Linked DNA regions of Mus musculus: region 2 is linked to region 1. Evidence: chromatin loops called from intact Hi-C (ENCODE). Cell type or tissue: left cerebral cortex. All regions are shown on one strand. Each heading gives the region's core, and the rest is flanking DNA. Links, peaks and the distances in the headings are about the cores only. Region 1 holds the start of Gm30943 (a long non-coding RNA gene). Region 2 has its middle 9.5 kb from the start of Smndc1.

Region 1 (10,137 bases), core at 2,450-7,449:
GCCAGCTGTAAATCAGCACTGCTCAGACTGTGCCTTGTCACATGACCAAAGGGCCTCAGGGAGCTCTTCAGCAGCTTCTTAATGGGTGTCATCTTGGAAAACAACCTGCGGCTTGTGACTTCAGTTTTGCTTGGGAAAGCGTCTCCCCACTTCTCAAGAAACGTCTTAATGACGCCTGGCACGCTGACATCCACAGGCTCATTTCACCACGCTGTAAAATGGAGCCCTAAAAATAGGCAGGGTGGCAGGTGAAGGCGATTTATTACGGAGCTTCCTCTTCACTTTACCTACAGCCCAGAGCACAGAGCATTCATGAGGAAGTGACTTCCAGTCCTCAGGTGCTGGAAGGAGGAAGACTGGCATGTGTGGGGCTTTATCTTTCCTTCTGCTTGGGGGATACTTACTCCTTGGGCACCTGCCCTCCCCCCTTGGGCACCTGCCCTCCCCCCTTGGGCACCTGTCCTCCTCCCTTGGGCACCTGCCCTCCCCCACTTGGGCACCTGCCCTCCCCAACTTGGGCACCTGCCCTCCCCTCTTGGACATCTGCCTTCCCCCGACCTCTGACCCTCATCTTTTCTCTGAATTTTACTTTTTTTTTTTTTTTTTTTGCATGTGTGAGGGATATAATTGAGAATAGCTAAGTTGCTTGTATAACTTTCTTTCAGTGACATCATCACCACTGTGGAGATTTTCACCAGTGTCTGCTTATGGCTGTCAAGTGAGACGCTGTGACCTGATTAATGTATTTCCGGCATAAGGACGGGCGTTTTGTAAATTAGTGGCGATATGTTTGGAACAGTTTTAGGTCTGTAGCAAAATCAAGCTGGAAGGATGCAGATTTTTCCATATCCCCCACTGCCCTGGTTAATCCCTACAGAGGATGAACCTACAGCCACATTTATTTATCACCAGTATCCGCAGTTGGCGGTGTTCATTCTGTGAGCTTGACAAATGCATAGTGCTGCGTATCCACCATTATAGCACCACCCAAGGAACTCCAGTGTTCTAAGGTGAATTTAGTCTTAAGAATACCGTTATTTTTATGTGTAGGAGTGTTTTGTCTGTCTGTGTGTCTGTGCACCACGTGCGTGTGGTGCCCATTGAGGCCAGAAGAGGGAGATAGAGCCTCTGGGACTGGGGTGGCGAATGGTTGTAAGCCACCATTTAGGTCCTGGGTATCAAACAAGGGTCCTCTGTGGGAGGAGGGGTCATGTGAGGCGGGGACTCAGGGGAGGCTGTGAACAGGATGTAAAGAGAATAAATAAACTAATGGAAAAATTAATTATTTAATAGATTCAAGATAAATGCTCATTTCAATTAAAATAAAAAGATTTAAAAAGGTGTGTGTGGGTCCTCTGGAAGAGCAGCCAGCACTCTTAGGCACTGAGCTAGGGCCCAAAACACTGCAAAACAAAGCACATGTGATTGTTCTTTCTTCAATATGTTTTAACACTACATATAAGCTAATGTTGATTTTCTCTACCATGTGCAGTCTTGGAAGTTAATTAGTTTAAAACTTTCTTGTGTCTTTCCATTGCATCCCCGGTAACCCTGAAGCAGTAGTGCTAACGATGACTCTAGTACTAATGACAAAGGGGCGTTAGGAGCAGGCACGCTCTGGGCCATGTCACCAGCTCACAGAAACCCAGAAAAGCAGCGCATGGGTACCGTGTTGTTATGACCACCTTCACTGGGCTGTTGGTCATACACCATTAACCTTTTAAGATCCTTTTTAAGTTTTAAATTAACCTTTTTTTTTGAGATTATAATTAAGTAATTTCTCCTTTCCTCCCCTCCAAACCCTCGGTTTACCCCCACGGCTTCTTTAATTTTTGCGATTATATGCACACAGCCTGCTCAGCTCCTGTGTTTCTTGTGTGTATGTAACTTCAGGGCTGACCATCAGGTCCTAAAACACCATACACTCTGGACCCAGGGTCCAGAGGACCTGAGCTCCATCTACCCCAAAACCTCCCCTGAGGACTAGCTTTTGTGGTACCAGAAGGCACCACGCAAGCTTCCAAAGGAGTTTGTTTCCCTTTCTGAAGGTGGCAGACAGCACGTTGCTCAGTTCTTATGATCATGCTCAGCCCTGACTGAGTTTTGCTTTGACTGCAGGCCCCCCTGCCTTCCCAGGTCTACATAATACAAGTTCCGTTAATTTATACCCCGTATGTATGTGCCAGATTCTTCACAGACTCTACTGTACTAAGATAACTTTGCAGCGCCTGCCGACATTTTACCATGTGTGGGAGGAGCGAGTGCATGCGCATCACCCTCTCCCAAGGGTCTGTTGACAGTTATGGTTCCGGGAGGGTATCGTTTCCTTTACGGTTGTAGCCTCTGAGAACTCACTCATGATTCAGTAAAAAAATCTCTACCCATGCTCATACAAGCAGCAACCCTAATTAAATTCAGTGGGACACACACACACCACAAAACACACACACACACTCGTACTCCCCCACCACACCTAACATATACCACACATACACCCCACACACATACCACATACTACACACATACACTCTCTGTCTCTGTCTGTCTCACACACACACACATGCAGAATGGGGGCTTGCTGGGAAAAAGGAGGTATGTGGAAGGAAAGGGGGGTGAGAGAGTTCATAGGTGGACGAGGTTAAAAATGACCAAATTCATCACAAACATGTACGGGGGGAGGGGGGAGAAAAAGAAAGGAAGAAGAGGAGGAAGAAGAAGAGGAAAAGGAAGTAGTAAATTAAATAAGGGAAGGAAGAAAGAGAGGAAAAGGAGAAGGAAAAGGAGGAAGAGAAGAAGCAGCAGCCGTAGAAGAAGAAGAAGAGGAAGGAGAAAGGAGGAAGAAGAAAGAAGATGACTACGACCAAAAACAAAAACAAAAACAAAAACAAAAAACCCAAAAACTATAAAGACAAAACTGCTGTGGAAAAGGAGATTCGAGTTTCCACTTCTAGACCAAAGTTACACAGTGGGAGATGAAACCAGGTCTACTGACTTCTTATCAACAACCCGGGAAAACAGACCAACGAATTTCATTTGCTGCTGTCTCTGGGTCAGTGGTCAAACCCTGGGGCTAGGGCTTCAGATGAGTGATAGTTCCCGAATCACTGTCCAGCCTAACGCGGAAAGACCTGCTCTAACAGGCTGCAGCTGCTCCGGGTGAAGCTGCCAAGGGCTGGAAACTGTAAGCAAAAAGCCCTCGTGGAGGAATTGTCTCTTCCTGGTTGAAGAGGGAGCTGCAGCTGCCTGCAGAGGCCTCGCCTTTAAAACCTGAGCGTCTTCAAGCGCGAGGGCTCACCGCCTTGTGGATCTGTTCCGTTTCTGAGGAATCCTAACACACTAAATCACTTTAGGATTGCGAGTGGAGAGAAAGGGGTTGGGCCTCAAACTGCTCGCTGTCCTATGGAACTGTTGGCTTCTGAGACCAGAACTGCCACTCAAAACTGCCCAGCGATGCCCCTGCAGCCTTGGGTGTGCTGGGTCACATTGTCTCGCCAGCAGGCTGGCACCTCCAGACTCACAGAGGGTACATTCTTTCTTTGTAGCCAAAGCAGATATTTTTGCTTCGTGTGAATCATCTGAGGAGTGAGAATAGCAGGCAAAGAAGGCGGGATCATCATTATCACCGAGAAGGATTTGTCAAGCACCCACCGAAGTATACCACATTTCCCTAGGCAGCACCTGCAGCCTTGCCTGTGCGTGGCTGCACCCTTCCTGGGGAACATGACTTCTCAGACCCTGATGGTGTGCCTAGCATGTGTGTGTGGTTCCAGCATGAGGCCTAGTCTGCCCCAAAGAAGTTTAAATTCTGTGGGTAGGACTACTCGTGCGGACCACCAAGCAGGCTGGACTGTGATAAATGTTCCCGCTGACAACGCAGCAGTCCCCAAGTAAACTCGGGCTATCACCGCCTGTCTGTCCCAGCAGGCTAACCTCTCTGATTCCATGCAATTCCAGAAATCTTTCTAGTCAACAATACCATGAATTTGCCAGGTCTAAACAGGTCAGCGGCCCTAAAGTGTTGGGTCAGAAATCTCTTTCAGATGCTGATAAAAGTTTTAGATTTATACCTCAGAATTCCTCTGGACTGTGTACCTATGTGATTTCACAGTGTCAATCCCTTGGTTTTTAAGAACATGCTGAAAACCAACTATCAATTTGTAATACTGTTTTCAGAGCTTATTTCCTGAAGGGTTAAAAAATATTTTTATCAATTCTATGAGAATTTCCTATAATATATTCTGATAATCACTCCTTCCCATACTCCTCCCAGATCCACCCCCTTTTCATACCCACACAACTTGATGTTGTCTCTCCCTCCCCTCACCCTTTGTCTCTCTCTTAGGTGGCCCTACCAGATGCCACACCCTTAAAGAAAACTGATTCTCCTCTCCCAGCGACAGCTTCTCAGCCTGAGGTGGAGCGAATTGCCTACCTCCCGCATCTGCTACATTTTGTCCATATAAATACATTGTTGCAATCCCTCTTCCTATGTGCAACTGCCCTGTTTGTCCAGCATCATTGCTGTCTCTGGCTCGTACACTCTTTCCTTTCCTCCTCCCTGAGGGTCCCTGAGCCTTAGAATAAGTGGGTTGGGATACCTGCAACCCTAAGGTAGCTGCTGTGACACAGACTTCCCATTTAAAGCTGAGCACTCCAGTCTTTCATTCCTTGGTGACCAATTGTGGGTTTTGTTAATCGTCATCTACTGCAAGAAGCAGCTTCTCTGAGGAGGGTTGAGAGAGGCGCTGGACTATGTTATCCAGCACCCACGTGAGCGCTCACAACTGTCTGTAACTCCAGTTCCAGGGCATCTGACGCCCTCTTCTGGTCTCCTTGGGCACTGCATGTACATGCCATCCATACATTCATGAAGGCAAAACACAATCGTACAAAAGAATATTACATTTCTCAGTTATTTCTGTATTAAGAACCCCTTTCTTTAGAAATATCCCGGTGTCCATCAGTTGATTAATAAGCACTAAGGCATGGTGTTGATGCGGCCATAGAAACGAATGAAGCCCTGTTGTTTGTGGAGGTTCAGATAAGCTTGGAGGACACGAGGTTAACTAGCCAGGCTCAGTGAGATGAGCTTTGCACAAGCTCTCTTGAGAGGTGGGAGCTAGAAAGCTGATCTCATAAAACGTGAAAGCAGAATTCTGGCCACTAGAGGTGCAGCAGAGATGAGAGAGACAAAAAGGGGCAGATAGCAGGTACCTAAAATCCAGCTAGATAGGAGGTAGGTTGTGATATTCTAGAGTGTATTAAGACGGCTACCTTTAACTAGAATTCACTGTGTATTTCAAAGCAACCACGAGAGCTTGATGTTTTCCAACTCAAAGAGATGATAAATAGTTGAAGTGTTAGAAAAACTGCTCAGACTTAATTGTTACAGTGTATACACACATAGAGATTTCACACTGTATCCTATACCTAGTGATCAGATGCCAATTTAAAGACTCATTTACTCCATGACCATTGTAGCCACACATTGTTTAGATCCAAGCTCTCTAAGAACAGAAAAGTCACCCAAAAAACAATGACCATGTTTTTCTTCTTGAGAAAATGAAAACAAAACAAAACAAAACAAAAACAAAAACAAAAAACCCAGTTGCATAAAAGTAGACTTTAAAAAGTTTTTAATATGGGCTGGAGTGATGGCTCAGCTGTTAAGAGCACTGACTGTTCTTCCAAAGGTCCTGAGTTCAATTCCCAGGAACCACACAGTGGCTCACAACCATCTGTAACAGGATCTGATGCCCTCTCTGGTGTGTCTGAAGACAGTGACTAGACAGTGTACTCATGCATAAAATAAATAAATCTTAAAAAAAGATTCTTAATATAAAGCAAGGCAGATAAACCTGTCCTGTTAAGCATGCTATCTTGCTTGGCCTTGTATTGAGGGGTTCAGAATCTACAGAGCTGGGTGCAGGGGAGGGGACAGTCTTAACTCTTCTACTCTTGTAAAACTAATTTAACGGCACAGCGCTGGGGTGGCGCATGCACGTGTGTGTGTGTGTGTGTGTGTGTGTGTGTGTGTGTGTGTGTGTGTGTAGGAGGCTGAGGACTTTGGCCGTGCCAGGTTTCCGGAGACGGGCGGCAGGATTGACAGCCACAGCTTGGTCCCTGTGCTAGGACGGAATCTGCTGTGTGTGCAGCCTCCTTCCTGCCCCACCCCACCCCCCATCCTGGCAGGTGCAGACAGACAGACACCCTGTTTTAAGGACAGATGTGTGTTGGCTGCCCTATCTGCTCCCTCTCTGCCCTTACCCCTGCCCCCATGAATCCTCCCCCTCTCCCCAGGGGCCTCTTGATGGAATGTCCTGTCCCAGGAGGCATTGCATCACTGCCATCCCGCCTCATGCTCTCCATGGCTGCTTCTGCTCTGACCAAGAAAGGGCTGAGGTTTGGGTTTCAGAACTGCTGTGAGGGAATCTGTGTTATGTGGCCTGTCTCAGGGCTAAAAATGCCACTTAACCCCATTGTACGTTCTCTCAGTTAAAGCACTAAGACTCCCCGTCCTCCCCTGCCTTGGCCAGCATGGAGCAGGGTCCTCTCCTCACCCTCTGTTACTCAGGGGAAGACTAAGATGGAGCAGGCAGATGGAGGCAGGACCACCGAGTACCCAGGTGAGTGTGAATGATGCTGCAGTCTGGGACCTAAGTCCTTTTCTCCTACCTGCTGGGTGCGAATAATGGCCAAGGGATGGCCTCTGCCACCACTCATAATCCTTGTCTGTGAGGTTTACATGAGGATCAAATGATATGAGGAGGGACTACAAAGTCAGGGGTCCCAAGATCACCTTCCCACCCAAACTGAGAGGTAAGAGTTCACAGAGCCTCACTCTGTAACTCACCAGTTAGACTTTCAGACCCTATCGGAGGAAACTGTTGTCTTCGAAACTGCAATCCGTCACAGTGAAAGGGAACAGCTTCAGCAGAGGCAAGGGACAGGATGCCAGGCCAAATTCTGGACAGTTCTGTGCATAAAGCTTGCAGCTGGCCTTTGTCGTGAACCCACATCAAGTGCTGATGTCTGGCTACTATGAGCGACCACATATATAGGGTGTTCCTGGCTCACATGGTTGGCGTCCCTGGCTCACATGGTTGGCGTCCCTGAGACTGAGTTTACTCTCCAGCCTCTCCCAGGTTCAAGGTGGCACTGTGTAGCTCATGGCTGTCCCGTAAAGCACAGCAGAATTCCTGCTGTGTCCCAGTGTGGGGCAATGCATAGGCTTAAAGATCACCTTTCAGAGCTAAAGAGGGCAAAGGCCAGGCCTGTCTTTGGGTGACATTAATTCTTTCCTGGATAGGGAGGGTGTCTCAGCCTAGGCCTGGTAGACTTCAGAGGACTTCTGAGCATGCTCAGTTTTATACTCTTGGGTCAAGGAGAGCTTTCCTTCTTTCTTCTCTTAAACTGTGTTATGAGCGTGTCAGTCTCTTGCCTATTTGAACCCGACAGCAGGATGTGCACCGCTTTAAACCTGTCGGGTTCACGTGTGCTTGTGAACCATGAGGAGGGCAGATGGGTGTCACCTTCCAAATTTACAGGTTACCCTGCAGGACACTTTCTAAGTCACCAAGTCTCAGGGCTGACTCTAGGGATAAGAGTGTGTTCCTGGATGTCTTTCTGTCAGCTGCAGGCCCGAGTGTCACTCTGTTGATGTGTCCAGCCATCTTTGAAATAGCTGGGCATGGTCTCTGGTGAGATCTGGTTCACCACCACATCCAGGCTGTGTGACTTGGGGCAGATTTCCCCTCTCCATTCACCTGTCAGTAGGATGACTATCAGAATGAAGTATACAAAGTACAGGCTCATAGCACCATGAGATGAGGGGTCTTACCCTACCAATGACACCCGTTCCCTAGGGTGATGCTACAACTCACCTCCACTAACTTCCCCAAGCACTTTATTATGTATTTAGGAAGACCAGAAAGAGGAGGAATCTTGAATATAGAGAGAATATTTGTGATATCACAAAAGTTTTTAAAGTAGCTGTCAGGTAATTAATTGTCTATACAGTTTACCCAGCTATCTGGGTTACTCTCCAAGACCCTTCCTGCAAGGACTCGCTCTCTCTAACTTCAGTTCCTGGCACTGGGTTTTTTTTTTTTCCCGGCCATTTCTGCCTCTCCTCTGCTCCCATCAAGTCCTAAAGACTCCTGCAGGACAGGGGGACAGACATCTGGGAATAGAGCAAAGATAAGTAGGAAGTAGAATGCATCTAGGAAGTGGGGTCCAGCCTGCAAAACTCACGAACTTCCCCTCATGACTCACTTAAAACAGCGCCATCTACAGGCTCCAAATATTTCTACACACAAGCCTGTGGGGGACATTTCACACTCAGGCCACTACAAAAGACAGCTAGGCTGCATGGAGTTGCTAACACATGAAGTCTAACCTTGCAGGTTACTTAAGGGTGGGCATTCTGAGGCAAAGTAGACACTTTCTTGACCTGAAAAGATGAAGCCAATCAAAAATGAGAAGTCTTTCTTCAGAGTTTAGAAGTCAGAGGATCTCACTGTAAACTATTGACCGTGGTGGACGTCAGAAACCTCAACAGCAACAAGACCAATTTCCCATAGGTGGGCCCAGGGAATTCAGAACATTCCCAGACAGCAGGCTGGGGTCTGCACGCAGTCATGAGATGCAGTTACTAACGTATCAGAAACACGCACAGAAACATGTCTTTAGTCTTAATAATATTTTCTTTATTAAAATTAAGTCTTTTCTCTGTTTGAGACAAGGCTCACTGGGTATCCCTGTTAGCCTTGAAGTCACTGTTTGGAGTAACCTCAAACTCACAGAGATCTACGTGATGAGATCAAAGGTGCGGCTGACCATGCACAGCTAAAAACCAATTTTGTAGGGCAAATTCCTGTTGGGAAGTCCAGTCCTGTCAAGACTCTGCCCCCTTCCTGTCTTACGTCCCTCTTAAGCTCTTCACTCCCTTATAAGTACAGCAAGATGGGGCACTGCAGGGTGCGGAAAGTGACACCTGTCACTGTGGATGCAACCATGTTTTCAGAAAATGGGTTTTACACAAAGAGAAAGATCTTCTTGGGACCTCTTTCCATCCTTGGAGAGCAGAGCATTTGGCGTGAGTGGCCCGTCTTCTCCTCGCTGCCTGTGAAATGTGTGCTGAGGAAGGTTATGAGGAGAAGCAGAGCGCAGAGCCGGGTGGTGGCCAGCAGGATGGCTCACGTGGCACCCGGACATCTAACCTGGCAGGACAAATGAACTCTGCACACAAAGAAGAGGCAAACGCAGTGATTTGTGGTTGCTGTGAATAGAACTGTCCTTGCTGGGGTATCCTTTCGGCGTCATGAGTCTTGTTTAAGGTGTTTCCTTCCGTCAGGATCCCTGGAGATTGTTTCTGCAGATTCTGTTTAGCTCCGGAAACACTGACTTTGCTCTTTTTTATATTCTTCCCACTTCAGTGACAACACTCTCCAGTGCCTTTGACATCGTGTGATGACTCTGAAGAATGCCTGGAAACCGCTCACGCAGCCTCTTTGCTTTCCCTTTAGAGGTGGTTGCTGCCAATGCAAGGCAATCAGGGACAGCATGTGACACGTGGCTAGAGCTGACTGCTGTGTGTGGGTGTCATATTTAATCACAAATGACTTTTTCCTAGATATAGCCCACTCGGGGATGTTTGCTAAACCACACTCCCCAGAAGCATTTCTTCCTTTTTGGGTTTTCTTGTAGAAACAGCATCTCTTTCCCCCTTTGAATGAGATGAGGGTCTTATAAGTGACACTCTGCTATGAGTTTTTTGTTTTTTGTTTTTCAATGTAATAAATATGCTGACTTGGAACGTTTCCCTGATTTATTTGAATTTTATAGTACCGTAGAGTAGTGTTTGATAAAAGACTTTCATCTGTGTCCTTGAGAAAGCTGGTCTGTGTTTTCACCTTGGATGACAACCTTACCTTAACAAAAGAATGGTGAGGTTGTAGGAACAAGATAGGGGCAGAGGGCAGGCAAGATGGCTCCGTGAAGTGAAGGTGATTGCGGCCAAGCCTGATGACCCGATTTGCTCCCCAGAACCCACGTGTTAGAAGGCGAGAACCACCCTGTGAAGGTTGTTCTCTGACTTCCACACAGCACAAAGCCACGTGCATGCCGCAGAACATG
Region 2 (10,137 bases), core at 3,507-8,506, 350 kb before region 1:
TTTATTACAGATTACAGATTGTTGTTGTGATCTTTCAATGTGCTTGATGAATTCTTTCATTAAACCATTGTGGTGGTGTGAGTATGCCTGGCCCAGAGAATGGCACTATTAGAAGGTGTGGCCCTGTTGGAGTAGGTGTGTCACTGTGGGTGTGGGCTTTAAAACCCTCATCCTAGCTGCCTGGAAGGGAGTCCCCTCATAGCAGCCTTCAGATGAAGATATAGAACTCTCAGCTCCGCCTGCACCATGCCTGCCTGGACCCTGCCATGTTCCCACCTTGATGATAATGGACTGAATCTCTGAACCTGTAAGCCGACCCAAACTAAATGTAGTTTCTTTGGTCGTGGTATCTATTCACAGCAGTAAAACCCTAACTAAGACAACCATTAAACCTTCAGACCACCATATATGGTTCACAACTTTGGCTTGTTAAAATATACACAGGACACGTGGCTTACTTTGAGACCCTAATACATTTATTTAATAGATACTTTCATAGTACCAGTCTCATCTTCTGTAACCACTGCTCCTGAGAGGTTCTCTGTGGTCCTGATGGGGTTTTTCACTCAGAGTTCTGTTTCAGGTCATTGGAGAGTGAGCCCTGGAGGGTGAGGGGTGACAGTTGCTCTGGGAGCGCTAAGCAATTCCATAGAAGGACCTCTAGCTCTGGGGTAGCCCTCATCCACTCCTAATCCATCAGCCAGATCAGCCAGTTAATGGACTGCTCCTGTGAAGAGCCAGTGCTCCTGCTGCTAGGAAACTCAAGCCATTTACTCTGAAGACAAATGTGGGCAGTAGACCATAGTCGCCACAGGAAGCAAGACAGCCTCTGATGTAAGTTTTGTCACAGAGGAAACACGTTAGAACCGGTGAAAGCTTGACGTGATGGTTTGAATGCTCTGCCCAGGCAGTGGCACCATTAGAAGGTGTGGCCTTGTTGGAGTAGGTGTATCACTGTGGGTGCAGGCTTTAAGACCCTCATCCTAGCTGCCTGGAAGTCAGTATTCTACTAGCAGCCTTCAGATGAAGATGTAGAACTCTCGGCTACTCCTGAACCATGCCTACCTGGATGCTGCCATGCTCCCACCTTGATGATACTGGACTGAACCTGTAAGTCAGGCCCAATTAAATGTTGTCTTTATAAGAAGAGCTCTTGGTCATGCTGTCTGTTTACAGCAGTAAAGCCCTAAGACACTTGGGCTGGAGGGATGGCCCAGCAGTCAAGTGTCATATCTCTCTTGGAGAGGACCTGAGTTCAGTTCCCTTGTACCCATGTTGGGCAGCTCACAAGCATCTATAATTCCCTGATGTTCTCTTATGGCCTACTCAAGCACCTGCACCTGAGGGCACATGCCCCCACTCATATGAGTAAAGAAACATCTTTAAAAAAAAAAAAGAAGTTGTGAGAGACACCCCCCTTCCATCATGTTTTCCTGGGGTTAAAGTTAAAAAAGAATGCAACCGAGCCAGGAAGCTGTGTGTGTTGTGAGTGCCTGGTGGTCTTTAGGTTGGTTCATAGGAAGCCATGTTCATTTGCCATCTTTCCTCGTGACTTATAAAATAACCAGGGTCAAGTCACTTTCCTTCTGTGTGTCACACATGGTAGAAGAATATGAAAATGTCACATTCCCCTGTACTCTCATCTAATAAGTTGATGTAAATCAACTAACTGCCCTTAGCAGTCTATAAGCAACAGATGCAACAGCTATGGATGGACTTTTGTTGTTTCTGATGTTAGTGATGATCTATTTTTTTCTTTTGTGTATTGTTCTTGGATAGCTCTATTGTTATTTTAAATATTACTATCATGTAATAAATTCTATTTGAAGACATTATAGGCTACAAAATGTAGTAATTTTCTTAAATTAATAAACCCTGATGGTGGGTTTACTACCTGCCTCAATGGTTTATGTTCCCAAATGAAAGGCACACACACACACACACACACACACACGCAGCCTTTTTTTTTTGGTTTTTTTTGAGACAGGGTTTCTCCGTATAGCCCTGGCTGTCCTGGAACTCACTTTGTAGACCAGGCTGGCCTCAAACTCAGAAATCCGCCTGCCTCTGCCTCCCAAGTGCTGGGATTAAAGGCGTGCGTTACCACACCCAGCCTTTATATTTTAATATACTTTAAACAACACAGTAGCTGGGCTACAGCCTAACCTCCACTACCTCCCACTGATAATTCCGAGCTCCTTCACATGGGGGTTACGCCTCTCTGTTCTCCACTCTTCTCAGGCATGGTACACTCCCAGCATAGCTGATCTCCCTTCTCCTTCCTCCTCCTTCCCCCAGGCCCCATGCTGGGGAAGCCTAAAATCCCCTGTCTGTCCTCTGTTGGCTGGTGGCATGTTTATCAGAACCAACTGTAGGCAGGTTTCCAGAAGCTACATGCAAACATCTTAGGGGGGAACATAATTGGCATTAGAATACAAGCAGCTACAATAAAGCATTACAAATAATATATAATATTTTAACACAGTTTTATTATATAGACCAAGCTAGTCTTGAATATTTGGTCCTCGTCTCCCAAGTGCTAGGATTATAGGCATGGGCTACCACATATGACCACCCGGATCTCTATTTTATTATCAAAGACACACACGTCGCCATTCTCAGCTACTAGAGCACAGCACACAGATGGAGTCTTTAATCCTAGCATAGAGTCCTCCTCTCCCTAGTAGAGCACGTCAGCAGAGAGAAGGTAGCTTCAACGAGCCTGTATTTCCTCAGTCATGTTTCCTCGCTACCACCCCTAAGATTGTGATTCTTAAGTTTATAGAAAGCTTTTTTGTCTTCCCTAATGGATCCAGTCCATAGACAATTACTCATCCCTACACCCATCTCTTTCCTCGGAGTTTCTAGAACAGCACAACATGGCTTTTGTTATTCCTCTGCTAGTAAGTTCCAGTAAGGCAGAATTTCACACATGAAATCCTATCTCATCCCTCCCTCCCCCACCTCTCACTGACCCCATCTGCTCCCAGGTGTAGGCATCTGATGTGAAAGGGGAACTCTGGCTGTGGCTGACACATTTGTTCTTCCTTTTGCTTTACACAAAGAAGGGTGGCCACTGTACAGAGAGTTTCGGTAGCTGTTCTTCCCCTCTGGCACGAATCTAAAGTTGAGCAGATTCATCCTAGAAAATCCGGAAAAGATATGATTCTGTTTTGAATGCCCCCACCAAAACTTACGTTGAAGTTTAATTTCCATTGGAAGTTGTAAAGAATTGGACAAGATCAACCTTAGTAGGTGGTGATTAGGCCTTGAGGTTTCTACCTTCATGAACTAATGAAGTTATAAATTATCGCTCCACTTGGTCTGTAGAAGCCAGTTTGACCCTCTCTGCTGGACGGGCCCTTCTCATTACATGATGTCCTGTTTCACGTCAGGATTCTGCAAAGTCCCATCAACAAGAAGACCAGCACCTGACTCAGGCCCTTGAAATTGAACTTCCGTACCCTCCAGAATCACAAACTTAATGAACTGTCAACCTTTGTAAACTACCCAGACTATATTAATGAGTTAAGTAGCAGCAAAAAACCAGACTGAGATAATGACTACATTGAACTCTCATTAACATGTACAACTGGAGATGTCAATAAAAAGTTCTTAAAGAGGGTGGGTACAATGGTTCAGTACATACATGTGCCTAACATGTTTAAGAAGAAAAGAGCCCAGCAGTGGTGCCACCTGCCTTTAATCCCAGCACTTGGGAGGCAGAGACAGAGACAGGCAGATCTCTGTGAGTTTGAGGGTAGCCTGGTCTACAAAACGAATTCTAGGACAGCCAGGGCTACACAAAGAAGCCCTGTCTCAAGGAAAAGAAGAAGAAGGAGGAGGAGGAGGAGGAGGAGGAGGAGGAGGAGGAGGAGGAGGAAGAAGAAGAAGAAGAAGAAGAAGAAGAAGAAGAAGAAGAAGAAGAAGAAGAGAAGAAGAAAAAGAAGAAGAAGAAGAAGAAGAAGAAGAAGAAGAAGAAGAAGAAGAAGAAGAAGAAGAAAAGAAGAAGAAGAAGAAGAAGAAGAAGAAGAAGAAATATTTCACTGAAATTCTCATTGTTATTTACCTAAAACAAGTGAGTTCTAAATAAGGCCATTTCCCTAGATTGTAGAAAAAGACACCTTCCAGCAGATACTCCCCTGCCAGAGGCATGCCGTATGTATTACGTTGGAAACCCTGTCTCTTCTCCAGGGCTTGTGACTTGGAGGACAGTAGGTTCCTGTTGATCCAGAGCTGGTCTAAAGGACATAGACAGTATCAGCCATATGTAGCAGCCCTGACCGTGCATGAAACAGAAGGCTGAGCCTTCTTCTTCATTGCCGCTCAGAGTCAAAGACTGAGCTCTTCCTGTGAGATTACCACTTCCACTCTTGCCTCTCCTTAGTCTATTCTCTCGGCTTCAGCCAGCCTTTCCTTCAGCCTCTGACCCTGTGTCTCTGTTGACTGCTTGTGTCATATCCTGCTGTGGTCTGGTTTCTTCTGCAACATCACCAAAATAAATATCATACCCAAAGTCACCAACCAAATCACTAACTCTCCAGGGCCACTATAGTTTCTTCCTCAGCCCGTCTTCTGAATATTTTACATCTTCCCTATGGATTGTGGTGTCTGTGACATTAATTTTCCCTAGACCTTTGGTTGTGTGGCTTCTGTCCATATTATAAGATCTTGTTCCTTCCCCAACAGGATCTCTCTCTCTCTGTCTCCATCTCTATCTCTGTCTCTGTCTCTCTCTCTCTGTGTCTCTCTGTCTCTGTCTCTGTCTCTCTCTTCAACTCCATTCCCCTTCGTCTTAGACAAGATCTCACTATGTATCCATAGCCTGGAACTTGCTATCTAGACCAGGGTGGCCTAGCCTTGGTGATGCTGACAATAAGGGTGTGCACCACTACGTCCAGCTCTTCTCCCTCTTCATTCAAGTAACTTCGATGATCATTTAATTTAAAAGATATTTATTGCACACCTGCTCCAAGCTCTGTTCTCTTCTCAGGACTGGGGTACAGCACTGAAAAGGCCACATCTCAGAGAGCTTACGCTTTGGGGGGGGGGGGGGAGAAATGGAAGCAGACCTGTAATTGATCGCAAATCAATGTGATAGAGAAAGGCGAGGGTAAACAGGGAGGTTGTGGAGAAGGAGACAATGGATTATATTCATTTTATAGCAAACAGTCATGGAAGAAATCATCTAAAAAAAACAACTGAGGGTGAAACCTGGGTAAGAATTATGGGCCATGTGAAGGGCCAACTGTGCAGAAGGGCCAGCCAGGAGCAGAGCTGGGAGGTACAACTGCTGGTTTCTGATATGCCACGTTAGAAAGGCCTGTGTGCAAATGGAAATGTCAAGACACATGAAGAAGATGATTGACAGGCATACATAGGTAGATATAGTTATAGACAGTCAGACAGACAAACAGACAGACACCTGAAGAAGAGCAGGTTTGCTGGAAGCGGGGAGTAGGGGAGAGACAATCCGAGGATCAGCCCAATCCTGGCTTATTAAGCATATGGAGACCCCTAGAGGCCAATTAGAAATATGAAGTATGTACTTGAATTTATTCAACAAATATTTATTGGGAACCCGGAGTCACATGTTTGTTAACAGCAGAGTGACCCATATTGGTTTAACTCGTCACCGATGACACTGATGAACTCTGGGAGAAAACAATCCAAAGAAACCCAAGAATAAGCCGACAAGACACAGTGAGTTGACGCTTGAGGTGAAAGGTCGAATCAGGTCTGGAGCAAAAATAGCTGCTGAGGTCTGGGCAGGCAGACAGGTAGACAGGCAAGCAGATGAATAGCCACATCAGCAGCAGGAGACGGAGCTGAGCCAAAGCTTCGGAAACAGATGGGGAGTCATTGGTCCTTGAGGCACACACCAGGTATATTATAGGTTGGTGTGGAATCGGCCACTGCAGGGTTAAGCGTCTCTCTGTCACTTGGCGGGGGCCCAGGTGAGAGAGTTACATCCTTTCCTCAGTCTGTTGTGTCCGTTAAGTTTCCTAATATGATTTTAGATGCTCACGGTGTGCTTATGAGTCAGTTCATCTGGTGACTTCCTTTCTCTTCCCAGGAACGAGCTTTCCAGAATCCAGTAGAGTGTAACAGAAAAACTGTAGTCTATATGTTAGTCATTGCGAAGATTGTAGCGATCACAATCCCAAATCACTGGACAGTCACAGACAGAAAACTGCACCACAGACATGGCCGAGAGAAAGGGAAACCAATGGAGACTGACTTTAGATGACACACAAGTTGAAGTCAGAATGGTCTTAAAATGACTACAGCAACTCTACTCAAGAGCACAAACAAATTATATTCGTGACTGAACAAGGGGAGCGTAGCAGATGCTCAGAAACTTTTTTTATTAAGTCGCAGGGTGAGACAATACGTTTTTTTAAAGTTTAGTTTGATTTGATGTGCTATGGTGTTTTGCCCGCATATATATCAGTGTGAGGGTGTCAGGTCTTGGCGTTACAGACAGTTATGAGCTGCCATGTGGGCGTTGGGAATAGAACCCCGGTCCTATGGAAGAGCATTCAGTGCTCTTAACCACTGAGCCATCTCTCCAGCCGGAAGACCAGAGATGAAGAAAGAGAAGAAGAGGAGGAAGAGGAGGAGGAGAAAGAAACAAAACTAAGCTTGAAAAGTGTTTCCTCACTTTTCTCAGCTCAAGTGACGGACCATTCCTCTCTGTACCTTTAAGTTCTTTATGTTTGAGATTATAATTACAATATTTATGCCTCCCCTCCCTCCAGACATCCCCATACGTGTACCCTGCCAGCTCTCCTTCAAGTTCTTGGCCTCCTGTGATCACATAACCCTGTACATTTTATAGCATTTTCTGTTAAATGGTGTCCATGCCTATAATGTAGGCCCTGGGTCCTTGCTTCTAATTTTACTGCTTAAGCATCAGAAGTAAGGATACCAACTTGAAGACCTTCCAAGAAGACTGAGGTTGGTGAGTGAAACAGTTGGTGAATTTGAAAAACTCATCAAGGGAGGCTGGAGAGATGGCTCAGTGGTTAAGAGCACTGACTGCTCTTCCAGAGGTCCTGAGTTCAAATCTCAGCAAGCTGCACAGCGACTCACAACCAGCCATAACAAGATTGTTTGCCCTCTCTGGCTTGCAGGCATGCATGCAGACAGAGCACTCGCATATATAAAATGCATAAATCATAAATAAATGTAGCTTTGAAAACATATCAATGATCAGAACTGAAGATAGAAGAGAGTTTGACTTAAAAAAAAAAAAAGATAGAGCTTCCCTGGCCTTTCGATAAGTATTTTATTTGTTTTAAGATTTATTTACTTATTTTAGAGTGCTCTACCTGCACATACACCTGCATGCCAGAAGAGGGTATTGGATCCCATTACAGATGGTTTCGAGCCACCATGTGGTTGCTGGGAATTGAACTCAGGACCTCTGGAAAAGCAACCAGTGCTCTTAACAGCTGAGCCATCTCACCAGCCCAAGTAGCAAAATCTTAAACATGTGTTAGTTGCAAGCCACAATGAAGAGAAAATAATAGGTCTTCGGGGTTGTTTGTTTGTTTATAAACGATAAAACCTGAAAAATTTCCCAACTTGGTGAAAGGCACAGAGTTAGACTCTGGAATCTTGGTAAATGCTAAGCAGAACAAACACATTGGAAACTCTACCTGGACACATTTTGCTCAAACTATGGAAAACAAAAAAAGCTGAACACCTTTGAGCCCTTAATGGAATCGGAGCTGGGGGCAACTTGGGAGTAGAGCACTTGCCTAGCTTCTGTGGGGTCCTAGATTCAACAACCTTCAAAGTTATGGGGGGAGGGGAAAAAAAGAACAAATTGTCCTCCCTCCCCCCCCCAGCCCCCCTGCCTTTTTGTATGACGTTTCTCAGCGAGGGTGGCACCTCCCACAGCCTCCTGTTGGGGGCGCCTGGAACACCCCTGGCCTCATCCTTGTTGCCGTTCTTCCTCAGTGGATCCCAGCACAGTGACAGAGCCCCTCCATCTTTCCTTTAAGAGATGCTGTGAAATTCACCCCCTTATTATCTGTGGCTTGGGAGGCCCCTAATTTGTCCCCCTGTTCTCTCCTCCCACTGTCAGAATGGTTATTTTAAGCTCCAGTTCTGAACGTGTCACGTTTTAACCTCGGTCAGTGGTCCCCTGTCCCCATCCCCGACAGCGTTCTTCACTCAGCCCACTTGGTTGCTTTGGAATGAGCTGAAGTGGCGCCCTCTAGGGATTTGCTGATGTTGATCAGTTTTGGGATTTTGTTTGTTTGTTTGTTTATTCTCTTATTTTCCTGACTAACTTGCACTCCTCTCTCAACCCTCATTTGAAGAGTCATAAGAATCATGTCATTTTGGGAATATTCTTGACGTGTCACCCAGAACTAACTGGTTGTCCTCCCTGCCCCTCTGTGACACTGACACACATACTCGCTCACTCGTGTTTGTGTCACCTGTTCTGTTCTCCTCTCCCCACCGATTGTCCTTTAGAGTCAGGCCACGTTCATCTGCAGGACTTCCAAACATGGCAAAAAGAAGGTGATGGAGTCTGTTGGGTACCTGAGTGGGACAGAGCTGGAACCGACGGCCCATAGGGAGCCTATCTAATAGTTCTTAGGCACTAAGTTCTGCTATAAGAATCCTTCCCAGATAAAATTATCCAGGTGAGAACATGAGAAAGAACCTGGACCCGCAACCTAAAGAGAGGAGCCTTGCCGAGTGCTTGAGAATTTCTTTAGGTTTTTTTTCCCTTTCTTCGTCTCTGTTCTCCCAGATTACAGCCATCCCATCCAGAGGTTTCTCTTGACTCTTTCTCTTTGTTTCAGACGCTAATTACCACCCTGGAACTCTCTGCAGTTTTCTTTTGACTATCTCAGAGTTCTTACTTCAGAGATAACAGGAACAAGGATCTTGAAGGCCGGGAGAGGCACCATTTCTCTAGAGTAGTGGTTTTCAACCTTCCTCACGCTGAGACCCTTTAACACAGTTCCTCAATGTCCTGGGTGTTCCCCAACCGTAAAGTTGCTTTCATTGCTACTTTATAACTGTAATTTTCTACTGTTATGAACTGTAAAGTAAAATCTGTGTTTTCTGATAGTCTTAGGCAACTCCTGTGAAAGGGCCATCTGACCCCCCCTCCCAAGGGGTCGTGACCCACAAGTTGAGAAATGCTACTCTAGAATCCACCCCATGCCACACATGGCATGTCTGCTGTCAACTCTTCTCTTGCTTAGCTGCAGGCAGACCCCTTCATGGTTCACTAACCTGCAATTTGTTAGCAGCAGCAATAGCATCAACAAAGCTAAGCCAAAGAAGCAGGTCAGTTGCCAAGGACAGTGAGTCATGGTGGAGCTCAAAAAATCAATATCTGCTCACATATTTCTATGAATGGGGTACATCAATCAAAGTGAGTGGGTGACATTTGTGCCAGCCTGGCTGAGCCAGGACAGGATGAATCACTTTCTGTGTTATCAGCAAAGCTTGTCCCTGCCTGGTGAGCTCACTCACCGAAAGAATCTTTGATCTGAGTCTGAACTGACAGAATCCAAAAAAAAAAAAAAACCGGAATCCAATAGCCAACTGGTATACCAACTTCCCGTACCCTCGGGCTGTTCCCAGTATCCTTCCAAATCACTTCTGTAGCCTTCTGGTTTTGACTCTTTACCTTCGTTGGCTTTGAGGAAGAATAGCCAGGCCGTCTTATCTGAGAAGATGATTGGGTGGCATGCAGGGGTGACCTCACAGGGTTTTTCCATTCCGTGGACGGGATTTTAGAAACACGGGTGTGTGAAAGCCCCGGTGTTGGCTTTTAAAATCCCCTTGTGCTCAAAGGGGAAGCTTTAGCGAACAGTGCGGCAAAGCACCGGGAATCTTAGAGAATGGCTGATTCACTCGAGGGCTCTGGAAATGAACCTCAGTCTCTCTAGTTGCCGGTTCAAGATGAGCCAACTTCCCTTTCCTACAAACGAATATGCCAGCGAGCCAGAGATCAGCTCGTCCTCTGACAAAGATGACACGCGAATGTAACAAATGTTCCATCTCGTCCCTCCCTGTTCATGCTGTGCCCTTCTGGCTACGCTGCTGCCAGGGCTGTCTTCTGAAGTCTTACTCATCTTCCGAGGCCCCCCGCTGTCTCCC

What was found. Hi-C counts contacts between places; a loop is a spot of excess contacts. Peaks named below come from ENCODE experiments on the same cell type or tissue, not always from the same donor. Only the 100,000 strongest peaks of a DNase experiment are listed, where the experiment ranks them.
Region 2: it touches region 1 in a loop (3-fold over the local background); 1 of 42 quality-filtered maps calls a loop at or near these places.

The regions. Positions count from the first base shown.
Region 1 is chr19:53,748,419-53,758,555 of GRCm38, forward strand. The region is part of intron 1 of Rbm20 (RNA binding motif protein 20); the gene reads left to right. It overlaps Gm30943 (a long non-coding RNA gene), which reads left to right and starts at 5,826. Exons shown (of 2, transcript XR_386793.2): 1 at 5,826-6,626; 2 at 9,438-9,821. In left cerebral cortex, for the core only: a CTCF peak has its summit at 4,831 (motif pointing left); a DNase peak (open chromatin) is centred at 3,574; H3K27ac peaks cover 214 bases.
Region 2 is chr19:53,395,020-53,405,156 of GRCm38, forward strand. No RefSeq gene overlaps it. Among named protein-coding and RNA genes, the nearest start is that of Smndc1, 9.5 kb to the left of the region's middle. In left cerebral cortex, for the core only: CTCF peaks have their summits at 5,524 (motif pointing left) and 8,217; a DNase peak (open chromatin) is centred at 5,940.